Linked DNA regions of Homo sapiens: region 1 is linked to region 2. The links are chromatin loops, found by intact Hi-C in ENCODE. Cell type or tissue: body of pancreas. All regions are shown on one strand. Links, peaks and the distances in the headings refer to the core of each region. The heading gives the core; the rest is flanking DNA. Region 1 overlaps COL4A4 (collagen type IV alpha 4 chain). Region 2 overlaps COL4A4 (collagen type IV alpha 4 chain).

Region 1 (8,611 bases), core at 265-8,264, 83 kb before region 2:
CACTCTCTTTATAGTGAAGCACTGTTTGGCCTTTATATTCTCTGGACTGGGAGTCAAGAAGCATGATTAGCGGTTCCACCAATATTTCTAACTCCCTGTGTATCCTTATGTAGATCACTGGTATTCATATGGTGTTTTATTTCCTCAGTCCTGAACTTCATGTCCAGGTAGAGATTTATTCCCTAGAGTAACTAAGGAGGAGGAGTGTTAGCCAGCCCCTTCCTCCTTCCTCTTGGTGACTAGAGTGTTAGCACGTCAGTCCAATTCTGAAGTTCAATCATTGGAAGCCTACTTACCCATAGATTTGAGCCACATTCTCTAAAATTGATTTCATTGCTAATACAGATGAACAGGCTTGCTCCATACTGTTCTACAGGCTGTGCACTGCACAATTCCACAGATGCCATTTGCACTATAGTCATGGCGGCCTCACAGTGATTTTTATCTGTGACCTAATCTTTTGCCTTATTTCACACTTGGTTCAGAACTCAGGCAAGGTGCTCGTTACTGGGCTCTTTTTGCAAATTTCAACTGTTGCTTTTCTGATATCCAGCTTCCTTATTTATGAAATAGGGAAGTTAAAATGGATACTCATTAGTCATCTTTTTTCAACAAAAAGCTTCTTTGAACCTAAAAATTCTCTGAAATTCTGGTGACCAAAAACTGATCTCCCCAAATATTAGCAGTTGGATAAAAATTGATTAAAATAAATATTTTAACCTCAAATACTGGGGAAATTCAGTGATTCGGGATCTTTGCAGGAATATAAAAAAGCAAAGTCAGCAGTCTAAAACTAAGCTGTCCAATACAGAAGCTACTAACCATACATGGCTAGTTAGCACTTGAAATGTGGCCAGTCCAACCTGAGCTGTGCTGTCAGTGTGGAACACACAAGGGATTTCAAAAGCAGGAAGAAGGAGTGGCTTATTTGCAAAAGGAATTAGGTTTGCACAATCAGCTCAATTATCTCATTGATAAATGTATATTAACTATATGTTAAAATAAAAATATTTAAATATATTATGTTAAATCACATAAAGTATGAAAGTTCACTTGTTTTTACTTGCTAAAATGTGTCTACTATATTTTTAAATTGCACATGTGGCTTGCATTACATTTCTACTGTTCAATTCTGGCCTGGAAGATTATCAAGAGTATTATTAGGGGCTAAAGATGAACTTGTGTTTCTTCCTTTTACTTGTCCAACTTTGACCCAAACTTCAGGACTCTTTGGGGAAATAAGGACATTTTGGAAGGTAGTCACTTTGTTTGCATAGGAAATAGAAATGGCGGCACAGTACCCCAGACCCTCAAGGGTAAGATAACCAAGTTATTCACATATTACTTAACGGAACAACATTCATACCTTTCTGGCCATCTTTTCCATCACATCCTGGAAAGCCTTTGTATCCTGGAGGGCCTGGTGGGCCAGGGGGACCTGGTGGCCCTGGTAGACCACAGTCACCTGGCTCCCCTCTCAGAAGGTCAACACTCCCAGGGAGGCCTGGAGGCCCAGGTGCTCCTGACCACAGAGAAGAGACAAAAATATTCTTTTAGTCAAAGACGAATGTGTATACTGGCTGCTTGACAGCTTCCGAAGAAAAACAATTCAATGACTTGCAAGCAAGGAATAAAGAGAATTAGAAGAATAAGAAAGTCAATGATAACAGAAATGAAATAGAATGAATCATAATACCAAGTTGAGAAATGGTGTAGATAATGGGTTGGTAACTGTTAGACAAAATGAACCCAAGCAAAACCTTCCTTCCCTTCAAAGTCATTCCTGTTGAAAATATCATTTTGGGTTTTTGTTTGCATTGCCATCTTACTGCTTTAATAAGATGGATGGATGGATGGATGGATGGATGGATGGATGGATGGATGGATGGATAGGTGGATAGACGGTTGGATGGATAGATAAGATGGATGGATGGATGGATATGTGGATAGATGGTTGGATGGACAGATGGATGGATGGATGGATGGATGGATGGATAGACTGATGGACAGATAGACAGGCATTTGAGGAAATATGTCTGGTGGGAAAGGAATGTTCACTCGATTAAATTTATAATCCTAATGGAAAACAAGTTCCCACAAATAGGAATAAATTGACCCCAATTATATTCCTACTTAGCTTCTGTACTTCTTAGCGCACTTTTGAGAGCTTTATTATTTTCAGTGTATGATCCCTAAAATCCTAAAGATTCAAAGATGATGGGCATGTGTCTTTATGGAAGAGTTCTAAGAGCTTGTATGAATGCAATTGCCTGCATTTAGCAAGATATCACACGGAGCCACACTCTTCTCCCAACTCCCAACCCAGCTCTAGCCTAAACCTACTTGGTCAGCTTAGTAATGACTTCCAACATCTTTCCTTACCAAAGTTTGTCCCTGTGAAGTGATGAAAGAAACAACATGTACTGTCAGCAGCACATGAAGAGACTGTTTCTTGTGTGCCACAAGCCTGCATCCTGTCACTCTGGGCTAGTGCCAGTGGTTTATGTGACAGTTGCTAGAGACCAACAAGGAGGGTGCGATTCCCACTTGCCACCCACTTCTGAAGACATTTGGTCAGCATCAAGCTGGTGATAAGAAACGCTTGCTTATCAGTTTCTAGCCTGAAGAGACGAGGGTCTAACAGAGCTGAAATTGAAGAGAGGGCCAAGTCCTGGTCCTGGATATGGTCCTGAGAGCCCACCACTACCCAAAGTCCCACCCTAACTGTGTCCCACTTATCGACCTGCCAAGCTGATGGGGGGCTGCTTCAGTGCTTCTATTCTGCCACTCTCTGGTCCCACATTCCTCCAGAGCTGGCAGCATCTAACAAAGGGAGCACTGCCATCCTTTGTCATGATTCTCTCATACCTCTTGGGCCATCAGGACCAGGAGGTCCCTGATCTCCAGGTGGACCCGGGTCAGGAATGTCCTTAGGAGCTCTTCCTGTGGCACCTGCAGGACCAGGTGGTCCTGAACTCCCTAAGAAGAGACATGTTCACATGTTATCCTCATTGCATTTGGAAGGTTTTGGTTTAGTTATTGAAAGAAGGGCAAAGCATGCTACAGCTTACCTGGGGGTCCTGGGGGACCTTTCTTTCCACGAGGACCTGGAGGAGAGATTCCTGGGCTCCCAGGGTCTCCTCTCTCCCCTTTTAGCCCAGGTATTCCCACTGGACCAGGTGGCCCCACATCATGCAAACCTTAATGGGGAAAACAGAATTAATACTATATCTTCTCTTTTCTTGTCCCTGTTATAGTGCCTGAAAAGGAACCACTTCCCAATAGCGGCAGAGGAGTGGCTGGTTCTGCAGACACCAACAACTGGTTGCAGTGGTGATCCAAATGTCTGCACCATTTCTCTCTTAGGACCTATCACACTGGTCAGCCATAAGTTTTATTTCTTTTATAGTTATTTTCCAGATTTTAAAAAACAACAACTTAGAGGCAATACCAACCTCCCACCTCTACAATGGAGAGAGTAAAAACAAATGAGATACAATAAGTAATTATGCATAAGTTGCTTTGAAATTTGAGGTGGAAACTGGCATGATTAGAACTATTGTGGAATTTCACACTGGGAAGGAAGGACATCAGTGTTTTCTTGGAAGGCACACACATTTAATCTATTTGGAGGATCTACTAAATGAATCTTAAGTGACTATATTACTGGATCTTCCAAACTAGAAAGATTTCACCTCTCTCCAACAATAAATTCAAACCTAGCAGCACAATTCCTCTTCCCCAGGGTCACTCAAATTTGCATGTTAGGTTTCAGCTACTTTGTCTGATCATAAGCGGTTTTTCTGAGAAAGTAACGCAACAAATGTGCATTATACTAACAGAACAAGATACACTTGTCAAAGATTAACCTGTTTGCGGTATGAAAATAACAGCAAATTGTGTAGGTAATTTGTTTTAGCAGTGGCCATAAAAGGATGCTATTAGTACTAATTTGACCCATGTGGTCAAACATAGCATTACTATACTTAATACAAAAATTCTAAAATCCCCAGCTATTTACTTGTTAGGATAACATTTTGAAATCTGGCTCAATTGTTCAGAGTACTTTTAGTGGACAGAAAATTCCAAGCAATACCAACAAAAGACACTGTTAACCAACCATTCCTTCTTAAATAGGGTTTTCTCAAATGTCCTTTTCATATGTCATTTTCAGCACTAAAAATAGCTCCAATAGTGTGTCTCTAACCTAAGCCAGTTTTTTTCAGTTTTGCCTCCAAATCTCATGAAGTGCAGAAATACCAGGGAGGGTACCACTTTCTCTCATGAACCATGGACTGAAGCTCAGTCTGTTACGAATCGATTAGGTGCTTACCTGAAGCACCTTTAGTTCCTTTCTGACCTTTCAATCCATGCAAGCCGTTCAGGCCAGGTGATCCGGAGGGACCTGAAAAACACCACAGGCCTGTGACCCAAAGGAAGACCAGCCACCGGTACTCACTCTAGCCACAAACGCAGGCACTGCCCAGCAGAGGGCGCGTTGCTGGGGCCAGCAAACAGCTCTGAGCGTCTGGACTTCATCATCAGGGTGGAAACCCAGGCCCAGGACTATTTAACACATTCATCCGGTAAAGATTTTCTGCCAAGACAGCTTAACACAAACATTTCTTTGGTTTTAAAGTACTGCTGTTGGTTTCTGATCCTATCGTGACCAGATATGGTCTAGAATTACTGAATCTTGGCATAGGAAGTGACCTTTGATTTTATGACAATAAAATCACCCTACATGAGGAAAGAGATCGGATGGGAGCAAATCCAGGCCTCACACCTCCCAGGCTTGGGGTCACTGCACCCTCCTAGGGGCTGCAGGCTCCTGGTTTCTTCAGGATCTACTCATGGAGATGCAGTCAGACGAGAGGACGCATGGCGCCTGTGGCATGCTGGCAAATGCTTGCCCTGCGATGCTCAGGCCTGCATGGCGAGTGTGGCTCCAGCTATTGCTTTGCAGTCACTTCTTTCACAACCATTCTGATGCCTTTCTGCAGAACCTAAGTTTATTTTGCGATGATCACTGAAAACTCCCGTCTGTGTAAACAGACATTACCCCACTGATGCCTGTGCCTTCTCTCAGAACCTTCTGTTTAGTTCTCCAAAGAGCCGTCCACCAGCCTGGCTTGACTGAAGTTGTCACTAAACACTTCCAGTGGAAAATTTTTTTTAAGGTTTTTTATCAACGTATGTTGAGTTGTGTTGAAGTTGTCTGAACGAGAGCCTTTTCAAATGACACTTCTTGATGGCCCTTGGTAAAGTTGGAGGAGGAGAGGCAAGGAAGAAAGCAGGTAAGGAATATTTATCGAGCATCTCCAGGGCACTGAGCCATCTGCTGGGTGCCTTCTCACAAGTCCTGTCCCACTGATGGCTACGAGCACTGAAGCTTCTTCCCAGCCTCTGGTCAAGCCTGGAAAACTTCCTATCTCATCAGTAGATCTTCCACCCAGTAGCTGTTCTTTTTTTTTTTTAATTAATTAATTAATTAATTTATTTATTATACTTTAAGTTTTAGGGTACATGTGCACAATGTGCAGGTTAGTTACATATGTATACATGTGCCATGCTGGTGTGCTGCACCCACTAACTCGTCATCTAGCATTAGGTATATCTCCCAATGCTATCCCTCCTCCCTCCCCCCACCCCACAACAGTCCCCAGAGTGTGATGTTCCCCTTCCTGTGTCCATGTGTTCTCATTGTTCAATTCCCACCTATGAGTGAGAATATGTGGTGTTTGGTTTTTTGTTCTTGCGATAGTTTACTGAGAATGATGATTTCCAATTTCATCCATGTCCCTACAAAGGACATGAACTCATCATTTTTTATGGCTGCATAGTATTCCATGGTGTATAGAGCCTCTCGGTGCACAGCCAGCCTGTTTACTTAGTGTAGGGTCACATCTCTCAAATTTGGGATAAAAATACCATCAGCTTATAAGGTTGAACACAGAAGGTGCCCCTCACCTACCCCCATGATATAGGACCCCCTTGATTGTTGATGTCCACCCCACACTGTGAAACAATCATGTCTTTGGGTGACTGTCTCCCCTGCTCAAGGGTAAATAGGAGTTCAAGACTAGGTCCTATGGATGTGTTCAATAAATGTTTGTTGAGTGACTGAATGAAAAAATATGGAACAAGGTGGATGAGGGAGAAAGCTACAAAAAGGAGCAGGGTAGAATTTTTATTTGTATGCCATATCTTTCTTTAATAGATTTATAGGACAAATATAATTTACAGAAGTTAGAGGTATCAGTTTGCATATAAATAATTCAAGTGCTAATTATTGTCTATTCATTTTAAGCAAGTCCTCTGTGTATTCTTATTAGAAGCTGGCACAGTTAGTTGCTTCCATTCTATTTATCATCAGTACTTGAAACAGACAGTCATTATTCTTTTAAGATCTAGGATTTAGATTGGTTCAAATGAGCCATATTCTCGTGCACCAAAAAAAAAAAAAAAATGGGAATGCATCTTTATTTTCCCCAAATCTCTTATTCCTAACCACTTTTTACAGTTCTGGCTTAGTTTATTCTCCAATCCTCTTTCCTATTTTATGAGCCAACGTTTCAAGTTTGCACCAAAAGAACACACAGACCTTCTTTATCTGCCAAATCTGGGTATTTATTGCAATCTATCTGAAATGATAAATTTTCGGGGGGACCACTTCACTATTTCCACATGTTTTGATCTCCAGCTTTAGTCACCAAGATTGATGGCTTGGGGACTTGGCTGGGGTGGAATGTCTCTGCTTCTGCCAGCTCTCCATTGTCACATCAACACATCCAGATCCTAGGTTGTCACGGTCCCAGCCTCTCGCCATTGTTGAACTGGCCGACCCTTATCTGACCCAATGTTATCGTTCTAAATTGAATGCAGCTACATCTGAGTAGGGTTGTAAGGGTAATTTTTCCTTTTTACTGAAAGCTTTTTATCAATCCCATCTCTAAATCAGAAAGTTGTTCATGCATAAAATATATACAGTGCAGATGAGAGGCAATTAGGCTAACAAAGCACATTTCTGGGTAATGAGGAATTTTTATTCACCTCTCTGGTCATCCTCCTGCTAAACAACCATCATTTAAGGCTGCAGCACACTGCACTTTCAGGCTGGGTGCTCTTTCTCTAGTCAGTGAATGTAACCTCCAATCCAGCTGGAATTGTGGCTCCCATCTTTGTTAGCCAGCGAACTCTTTATGACTGCATTCCCACTCTCAGGCTGTATTTTGTTCTAAAGCCTGAAAACATTACTCGACACACCCAAGAGCTTTTATATGGGCTCATACTTTTAACACATAGGGTGACCAACGTGTCCCTGTTTGCCTGCGACTTCTTCCTGGTTTTAGCACTGAAATTTCTACATCCTGAAATACCCACTCAGGCCCAGGCAAAACGGGACAGCTGCTCACCCTAACTTCAAAGCTGATGGGAAGAGAGATCTTTGTGACTATAAGTAATGGTTGAAAAACCTGGAAGATTCTTATTAACAAAGATTCTGAAATAAGATTTAAATATTTTTTGTATCAGCAAATATGTGAGTGCCCACTAAGGGTGTAAGATATGGTTTCCTAATGCACAGAGTCTGCCCCAAATGTACCTCCTGGCAGGTGCTGTCAAGACGATGCGGGACAAGTCTGTCCCTGACTTGACAGAACAAACAGGCAATTACATCCAGTGTGGTAAGTGCTGTGGGGGAAGGGCAGGAGGAGAGTAATCTAGTAAAAAAAGCGGGGGGAGAATATTTCCATGATGTTCATAGCTCTAAGGGACATGGCATCTCTTTTCTGAGGAAAGCCATTTCCAGATTCTTTTTTCTTATGAAACATTTTACTTGCTACCAGTAAATATGGATACAAAATCCATATTCTTTCCAGTTCTTGTCATGCTACAGGTAATATTCTTTAGGTTTTCATTATTTCAATCTTATATTACTTTCCAACTAGGAACTGGGTGTTCTCCTTTTAAAGGGCATTTGTACTTAAAGTCTAGGAATCAAGCCATTTTATGATGATGATGATGACACTTTAAGTTCTGGGATACATGTACAGAATGTGCAGGTTTTTTACATAGGTATACATGTGCCATGGTGGTTTGCTGCACCCATCAACCCGACATCTGTATTAGGTATTTCTCCTAATGCTATCCCTCCCCTAGCCTCTCACCCACTGACAGGCCCCAGTGTGTGATATTCCTCTCCCTATGTCCATGTGTTCTCATTGTTTAGCTCCCACTTATGAGTGAGAACATGTGGTGTTTGGTTTTCTGTTCCTGTGTTAGTTTGCTGAGAATGATGGTTTTCAGCTTCATCCATGTCCCTGCAAAGGACATGCACTCATCCTTTTTTTATGGCTGCATAGTATTCCATGGTGTACATGTGCCACATTTTCTTTATCCAGTCTATCATTGATGGGCATTTGGGTTGGTTCCAAGTCTTTGCTATTGTGAATAGTGCTGCAATAAACATACATTTGCATAGGTCTTTATAGCAGAATGATTTACAATCATTTGGGTATAAACCCAGTAATGGGATCACTGGGTCAAATGGAATTTCTGGTTCTAGATCCTTGAGGAATCGCCACACTGTCTTCCACAACAGTTGAACTAA
Region 2 (8,602 bases), core at 26-8,025:
GGTCGCTGAAGTAATGACATGGAATCAAAATGAGATTTTTTCTTTGTTTAAATTGTTCTAAATTCTCAATCCAGTGGTCCCGTTTCCTCACAGTTTACCTGTTGCTGGTGTCTTTCCACACCTTGCTATGCTTTATAAACATCTTGACCCCCTTGACTACCCTAGAGTGGACAGAAAAGAAACTCAGGTGGAAATTGCCTCACACCAGCCTCTGTCTACTTCTATCGCCTTGTGACTCTGTGCTGAGACTCAACCTACTTTAAAAGATCAAAGGCTATATATTCTCTTGAATGAAGCCTCTTTTTTTAAAATGTAAAATATATGTAAGTTAAAATATGACATTTCAACCTTTTTTTTTTTTTGAGATGGAGTCTCGCTCTTGTCACCCAGGCTGGAGTGCAGTGGCGCCATCTCCCTTCACTGCAACCTCCACCTCCTGGATTCAAGCAATTCTCCTGCCTCAGCCTCCCAAATAGCTGGGATTACAGGCATGCGCCACCATGCCCAGCTAATTTTTTTGTATTTTTAGTAGACGGGGTTTCACCATGTTGGCCAGGCTGGTCTCGAACTCCTGACCTCAGGTAATCCACCCGCCTTGGCCTTCCAAAGTGCTGGGATTACAGGCGTGAGCCACCACGCCTGGCCCATTTCAACCATTTTTAAGTGTACAGGTAGTTCACTTAATGCCACTTAAGTGGCATTAAGTACATTCACATTGTTATTCACCCATGACCACCATCCATCTCCAAAACTCTTATGTCTCCTCCAGTGGAAACTCTGTTCTCATTAAACACTAACTCCCCATCCCTCTTCCCTGCAGCCACTGGCAACCACCCTTCTATTTTCCATCTGTATGAATTTGACTATTTTTCTATATAAGTGAAATCATATGATATTTGACTGGTTTATTTCACTTAGCATAATATTATATCTTCAAGGTTCATCCATGTTGTTGTATGTGTCAGAATATCTTTCCTTTTTAAAGCTTTTACAGTCTTCCTTTGGATGAATATACCACATTTTGTTTATCCATTCATCTGTTGATGGACACGATTACTTCCACCTTTTGGCTACTGTGAATAAAGCTGCTATGAACATGCATGTACAAATATCCATTCAAGTCCTTGCTTTCAGTTCTTTGGGGTATATATCCAGAAGTGGAATTGCTGGATCATATAGTAATTCTATGTTTAATTTACTGAGGAATTACCATATTATTTTCCACAGGGGTTGCACCATTGTCCATTCCCACCCGTAATGCATAAGGCTCCAACTCTCCATGTAGTTGCCAACAATTGCTAGATTTGTTTTTTTTATCATAGCCATTAGAATGAGTATAAAGTGGATATAGACTCTTAAGAGCATTGTCTCTCAAAGGTTATTGATCTACAGGTCATTTTTATTAGGGATCTTCTGTTTCCCCTTAAGATAAGGAATTCTCTATATTCATCCCCCTTCTATATTTGTATGTCACATGTCCTCTATTACCACAATTACAAAAAAATGCTCACTATAACTAATATGGGACATTACCATTTACAATGTGCTGCAATATAAATTATTATAACAGTCTTAACAACACTAAGAAAGGGGCAGGGTAAATATTATTTTAATCTTCTTTCACAAATAACGAACATGAGGCTGAGGAGGTTAAGGGAGTTGCTTAAAGTCACAGTGGAGAGTAAGCCTCAGTTCTCTCCTTCCAATACACCATCCTGGTTCCTAGAATGACCCTGCTGTTGACGTTTAGTTTATTAATATATCATTTAAGCTATAAACAAATCCATCGTTCTTGCTGTTTAAGAAGGACAAATAGGCACAGAGGCTACACACATAAACAGTGAGCTTACTAAAGGGATCACTGCTCAGGTGTGTCCATTCTGCGTGGCACAGAACCTAGGGTCTCATAGAAGCAATCTAGGACTAGTTCTATCTAATTGCTGCAGAATATTCTTCCTTAAGAGAAATGACCACACATCTTGAACATGGGCTGTATTTTCCTGTTAATGCATCATTTCCACTGATCCCCATCACTCATCCATGGCTTCTCATCTGAGAGATGAGGTGGTCACTCAAGAGTTTATTTCTGAACATTTGGACATCACTCCCTGCTGAAAACACAACACCATTAAATGTATCAAGCAAAGTGCTATAAGGTTTACATCATTTTCAAGTTCAATAATGGTGACTTTTACTGTACTGGATGGCAAGTACTAATATTACAATGTTTTAATTACAAATAAATCAGTGGTCCTCCACTGGGGTGATTTCCCCCCAGGGGACATTTGGTAATGTCTGGATATACGCTTTGGGGAGTTCAGAGGTGGGGGATGCTATTGGCGTCTAATGAGTAGAGGCCAGAGGCCAGGGATTCTGCTCAACATCCTATAATGCACAAGTCAGCCCCACACCAAATGAATATGTGGCCCACAATGTCAGGAGTTGAGAAACCTTGAAATAAATACATCCCTTGCAGTTCTGACTAGTTCAGAAGTAATGGAATTTTACAGTGCTGGAATTTTACTGGCGACTAAAGCCACTGCCTTCACACAAAAGCATGATGCCATCCCTGAGGGTCAGGGTAATGATAAAAATTGGTGTATTCAGGGACATTTTGAAGAAAAATCCTGTCTGAGTATTTCCTGCATGGGCTTACCTATTTGGAAGAAAAAATTTTTTAACCCATCATGATCATAATACTTACCTGAATACCTTTAACGGCACCTAAAATGAACACTGAATTTCCTTTTTCTCCCTTTTCCCCAGGATGGCCCTGAAAATAAAATATGTATGTACTTAACAGGAAAATAGCATATTACCATTTCAGTATTTTCTTTTCTATATAAAATATAACTCATCAGTTAAAATTACCATTATTGACATGATTAACAAGAAGACATTTCTGTATCCTCTTCCATATTATTATCACCCTAAGGTTCTCACATATATTTACTCCATATTCAGTTAAGATCTGTTAAGGAATCTTCTAAGACAGAATATCTACTCATATATAGCTATTTAGCAGAAAATTTTCATATTTCCTTACAATATAAAACACATGCATTGTTCCTACAAATAACTAATTTTGCAATTGTTAATTTATGCCCTAGAAACAGTAAAACGTATATATATATATAGAGAGAGAGATTTTATCCATTTCAGTACTTGTATTCAAAATAGGCCTAAGAATTATTTTTAAAAACATAACATGTTCCTTTCAGAAGGTTTTTGTATATAGTTGCTAGTTTGCTTAGGATATTTTTTAAAAGTGAATGAAATAACCTCAGTGTATTCTTCCCCTCCCCAAGGTTTTCCTACTTAATATCTTAATATCCTACTTTAATTCTTTTTTTTTTTTTTTTTTTGAGACAGAGTCTCGCTCTGTCTACCAGGCTGGAGTGCAGTGGCGCGATCTCTGCTCACTGCAAACTCTGCCTCCCGGGTTCCTGCCATTCTCCTGCCTCAGCCTCCCAAGTAGCTGGGACTACAGGCACCCACCACCGTGCCTGGCTAATTTTTTTGTATTTTTTAGTAGAGACGGGGTTTCACCATGTTAGCCAGGATGGTCTCAATCTCCTGACCTCGTGATCCACCCGCCTCGGCCTCCCAAAGTGCTGGGATTACAGGCATGAGCCACTGTGCCCGGCCCCTACTTCAATTCTTAATATATCTTCTCTTGGTTACCACATAAAAATCCTACCATCTTTATATATCAAGCTCATATGAAAGATATATACATTTCAAAGTTAATCTCTCTTAGAGGAGTGCTTGACTTGGCTTCTGATGGGAGATATTTAACAGCATAAGGTTAAATTGCATCAACAATTTACTTGAGAAATCAGGTTTGGTAGTATCTGCAGTTTTGGCTTTGCACAGTTCCAGTCTGAATGAATTTCAGTTTCATAGTTAAGTTAAATAACACCAGTTCTCCAACAACATGGTTCAAATTTCAGTCACCATTGTGTATTGAGTACTTGCATAACGTACAAACTTCATTGCTATCCTCTCAGCCCACAAATCGCTATATAAATAACAGATGTGAATTGTGATTACTGCATGATCACGTGATGTTACCAAAACATGTTGCAAAGAAAGTCAATGACTGAGAGGACGACTACTGCCAAGGAAGAAGGCTTTAATTAGGTGCTGCAGCTGAGGAGTTGGGAGATCAGTCTCAAATCCATCTCCTGGACTGACTAAAATTAGGGGTTCACATAGCAGGGAAGAAACGTAACAATGTATTGGAAAACAGGACCTAGGTAAGGAAACAAAATCAGGGGTCTGGCATCTCATTGTCTGGATGCCATGATCTGGTGTGTTTCAGTTCTTTGATACTTCTTGAGAGGCCTGGGGGTCCTCTCCTGAGGAAGGAACTCAGATAAAACACATAGGTTTCAAACTTTAAGATCAGAAGGATCCATTTCTATGTTGATCCAAAGAACATCTCTGGGACTAATGGGTCAGTTTCAATGATTTCTGTCAAAGTCTGTCTGTGATTGGCCCCTGCACACGTATTATTCAGAGCACACACACAGACACAGACAGCAAAGTTTGTAGCTGGCTTGCCTCCTTATCTCCCAGCAATAAACCCAAATAACATTTTACAAAAATGGATAGTTGGAAGAGGAAATCGGCCAATAATGATGAAAATGAAGCAAAGAAATGAAAATGGTAATGCTGGAAATGAAATTCAAATAAAACATAAGTGGAGTTATAGAAGCAATAGCTGATCATGGGAATAATGAGATTGTTGTCATTTGAGAGACTATTTGCAGCCAGAGGAACTTAGTAAAGAGAAACCAGGAAAGTGGTTGTGATGAAAAGGATGACAGCGTCCTAGGTAAAGTGACACAGATGAAAACTTCACATTAAAGGAACCCTGAGAGATATTTCACAACACTGGAAACAGATCCGAACTTAGGAGTATCATACTTCCTCAAAACATAAAAGACATATTCCTTTAGTATCACAAGTTACATGATGAGAAAAAGGCAAGTACTGTTGAAACTACTCTTGATAAGTTTTTACAAAGAAATAAAACACTTTGGTTCTCAATGCTTCAAATTACAGTATATTAAAGAAATATTTAGTTTTTTCATTTCCTTATATAACTGGCAAAGTTTCTAATGTTTTAACAAAACATTTTAAAAGTCATGGGACAATATTAATTTTCTCATCAGTTGATAAGGTTTCTTTGCGTGGTTTTTAGCTTGCCTGGTCATTCTTACTTTACTGTGCAAAGTGAGGGGTGTCTGTATAGTAAATGAGTCAAGGGGAAGTTGGTTGCTTTGCAAAGAGACCATTATGACAAACTTCAGGATTGTGGCTGGTACTGCATGCTATGTTAAAGTTAAAACTGAGAACCCTTGCTCTCTTGAATGCTCATGAATCTGTAGAATGAGGTTTGGCCTGATTTGAGGAGCTTAATAAATGTGCATTCACCAGACTGCACTTGAGTTTTCAAATGGCTGAGTTTGAAAGTAAAGGATGGTTGAAAAACTTAACAATGAAAGGTGGTGGATGTTCTTATTTGATACCAGAAGAAAAATGTGAGTATGGAAAATTCTTTTTGAGTTTAGTGTTCAGATCAGTTCCTCTAGAATCTGGAGCAAAAGGAAGACTCGTGAGTGACAGCAGAATGAATGATTATGGTGGTCATGCTAAGAAAACTTTCTAGAAAGAAACTTGTGAAATGATATTTTATTAAGGAAGGGAGAAATGCTAAAAAAAAAAAAATCACAGAAAAACAATTTGGAAAGGTCAAATAATCTCTGATCTTTATTTAAGTGAGAAAAAGAAAAAGAGAGAAAGAAAGGGAATATGGGGGGTAGCTCTTGCTCCAGTTATGTTTAAATGAAAGTCCAAAATTCTGAAGAAAAAAAAAGCTAAGAGCCGTAAGTTTTCCCCCAAGTGCTGGATACTATCAACTGTTGCTGGACATCCATTCCAAATCTTTTCTAATATATTTTTTTGCATTACAGGGGCTAGAAAGATAAAAACTACATTGCCCAGACTCCTTTATAGCTGGATGTGAATTAGGTTCCACCTAGGAGATGTGGAAGGCAGAAGTTTGGAAGAGATTCTCTTCCTGGTCTGTTGTTGCTGCCAAGCAGGAAAGCAGAAACTTGAGTGTTCTGTTTGCTAGTGTCTAGACGTGGGGTGACAGGCAGTGGTTACAGTGCAGTTACAGCTTCCTGACTCCGGATCTCAGCTAGCTGTGAACCTTTGAAATCAGTGGTCTCGTGTGGTCCTAAGTTTTACTCTTCCAACTATTATAATAAGTGCCAGAATCCCTGTAGCAGATCCCTTTCTGTTCAAAATACCTAGTGGGGTTTGTTTCTGCAATTAACCCTGAATGATAAACAATTTACATTTTGCTACCTGGTCTCTCTGCTCTTTTTTCCCTACTATCTATTCTCTTCACAGCAGCCAGAGACATCTTAATGAAACATCAATCAGATCATGTTGCTTCCTTCCTTAAAACCATCCAGTGCCTTTACCTAACATGGATAAGAAAATCTAGCCTCCTTCCATCATCCACAAAGTCCTGCATGTTCTAAGTCCTGCCTATCTCTCTGTCCTTATCCCCCAGCCACTCCCATTTGTTGACAATGCTCCAGGCACACTTGTATTAACTCTGTTTCTTGAATACATCAAGCCTGTTCCACCACAGGGCCTGTTCACTTAAGATTCCTGTTAAGATGAACTGTGGGTATCTTACTAGGGGGCCTCCTGGGCCAAGAGCTCCTCTTCCTCCTGGAAACCCTGGGTCACCTCTTGAGCCATTGTGGCCACTCATACCAGGTTTGCCTCTGGGTCCAGGAGGCCCTGGGTGCCCCTGCAGAAAACAAAATTATAAGTGAAGCATTTTTGCGAAAATATCATTACATAAAGGTTATGCAATATGAATACTCAAATTATGGCAATTGTGATTCACACATTTACTGTTTAGTTTTGTGAAACTTTCTCTTTACCCCAAAAGGCTACGTAGCATGTAAAAATAAAACCTAAATTTTTTTTAAGATAACAAATTTAAACTAATTTAGTTTGCAGTACTCTGGGAAATTGAGGAGGGGACCTTCCTTAAAATCCTTAGAAATACTATAATGAATTATAAAGCCCCCACATACCTCTTTTTTTTTTTCCATTCCATTTTCATATGAGAAATGGGAGTATTAAGCTCACTACAAATATTAGGACTCATCAGCAAATAAAAACATTCCTTATGAGTATGCATTAATTTCAAGAACATTGTACTTGACATAACAAGTATACCTAGCTCATATTTTGGAATTTTTTCTCTAACCTGTTAGAAAACGTTGCTTTCCAAGTAAAGTGTTTTGCTCTGGGAGTTATTGTACAAAATTTAAATGTAAACACCCTTTCATGCACTAAAATGAGAAAATATAAAAAGAGTTTGCTATGTATAATATATACCATGCACCATAACATATATATATCTTGCACCATATTTTATACATGTTATACAATATATAATTAACAGATATTATGATATATAAACTATATGTAAGATATAAGATACTATATAAAATATATGTAAGATAGCTATATATCGTATATACTATAGATTTTATATATGTAAAATATAAGATACATATTGTATAGTATACATACTATACATATCTTATATATACAATATATTTGGTGCAAAAGTAATTGTGGGGGATTGAAAGTAACAGCAAAAACCGCAATTACTTTTGCACCAACCTAATGTATTCTATATCTTGTATATCTAATATATATCTTTTATATATGTAGATATATATTATGGTGAAAGATATATATATATTACGTTGCTTGTGGTATATATAGCAAATATTTGCTATATATAATATATATATTGTGGTTTCTATAAATATATATTTTATGTATATATACATGTGGTTTTAAGGATTTTGATGAGTACTTCTGCCTTTTTGAAAAAAGTGGAGAAAATTTAGGGATACTTACAGGTATGCCATCTAAACCTGGAAATCCAGGAACACCAGTTGGACCCTAAAATCCCAGAAAATAAAACAAAGAGATAAAAATTATTAAATTAATAAGCTGATTTACTTGAAAATAGTAACAATTAATTACTCATCTTTAAACATGCTGAGCAGTCATTGTCACCTATTTTTTACATGATGAGTCTAAAAGCCAACATTTAAGAACCAATTCTTGTGCTTTTCTTTTGTACTTGGGAAAACAGCCTAGCAGTACTGATTTAAGTAAATCATTCAACATGCTGTGAACAGAAATCTAACACTCCGAATCTCGATCCTAGAGTAACAAACCCTTAACTGTGAACACAGGCAATTGATAGGATTATTTTTGCACATCTGCACTACCCAAAGTTGGGGTAGAATCTCAAGTGCTCATCAACAGGGAATAAACTATAGTTTTATTCATACTATGGCATATTATACAATGTTTTTTCAGGAATAAGTTCAATCTACATAGCCTGATAAGGAATGGTCTCTAAGACATATTGTTGAGTGAAAAGAGAAAACTCAGTGTGATGCATATAATTAATGTCATGTAGGTTTTTTAAAAAGCCATGAAACAATATAACTTCTCACTGGGTACACACATGTATTTA

The links. A loop is a pair of places that touch in the nucleus more often than their neighbours do. Peaks named below come from ENCODE experiments on the same cell type or tissue, not always from the same donor. Only the 100,000 strongest peaks of a DNase experiment are listed, where the experiment ranks them.
Region 1: a loop joins it to region 2, with 2.1 times the contacts of the local background. A loop is called at or near these places in 20 of 110 quality-filtered maps.

What each region holds. Positions count from the first base shown.
Region 1 is chr2:227,029,077-227,037,687 of GRCh38, forward strand. It overlaps COL4A4 (collagen type IV alpha 4 chain), which reads right to left. Exons shown (of 48, transcript NM_000092.5): 38 at 4,334-4,405; 39 at 3,072-3,200; 40 at 2,869-2,979; 41 at 1,367-1,522. Among named protein-coding and RNA genes, the nearest start is that of COL4A4, 130 kb to the right of the region's middle. In body of pancreas, for the core only: a CTCF peak has its summit at 4,495 (motif pointing right); a DNase peak (open chromatin) is centred at 4,495; H3K27ac peaks cover 331 bases.
Region 2 is chr2:227,111,924-227,120,525 of GRCh38, forward strand. It overlaps COL4A4 (collagen type IV alpha 4 chain), which reads right to left. Exons shown (of 48, transcript NM_000092.5): 6 at 7,972-8,016; 7 at 6,722-6,838; 8 at 2,705-2,773. Among named protein-coding and RNA genes, the nearest start is that of COL4A4, 48 kb to the right of the region's middle. In body of pancreas, for the core only: no CTCF peak of the experiment used is centred there; no DNase peak of the experiment used is centred there.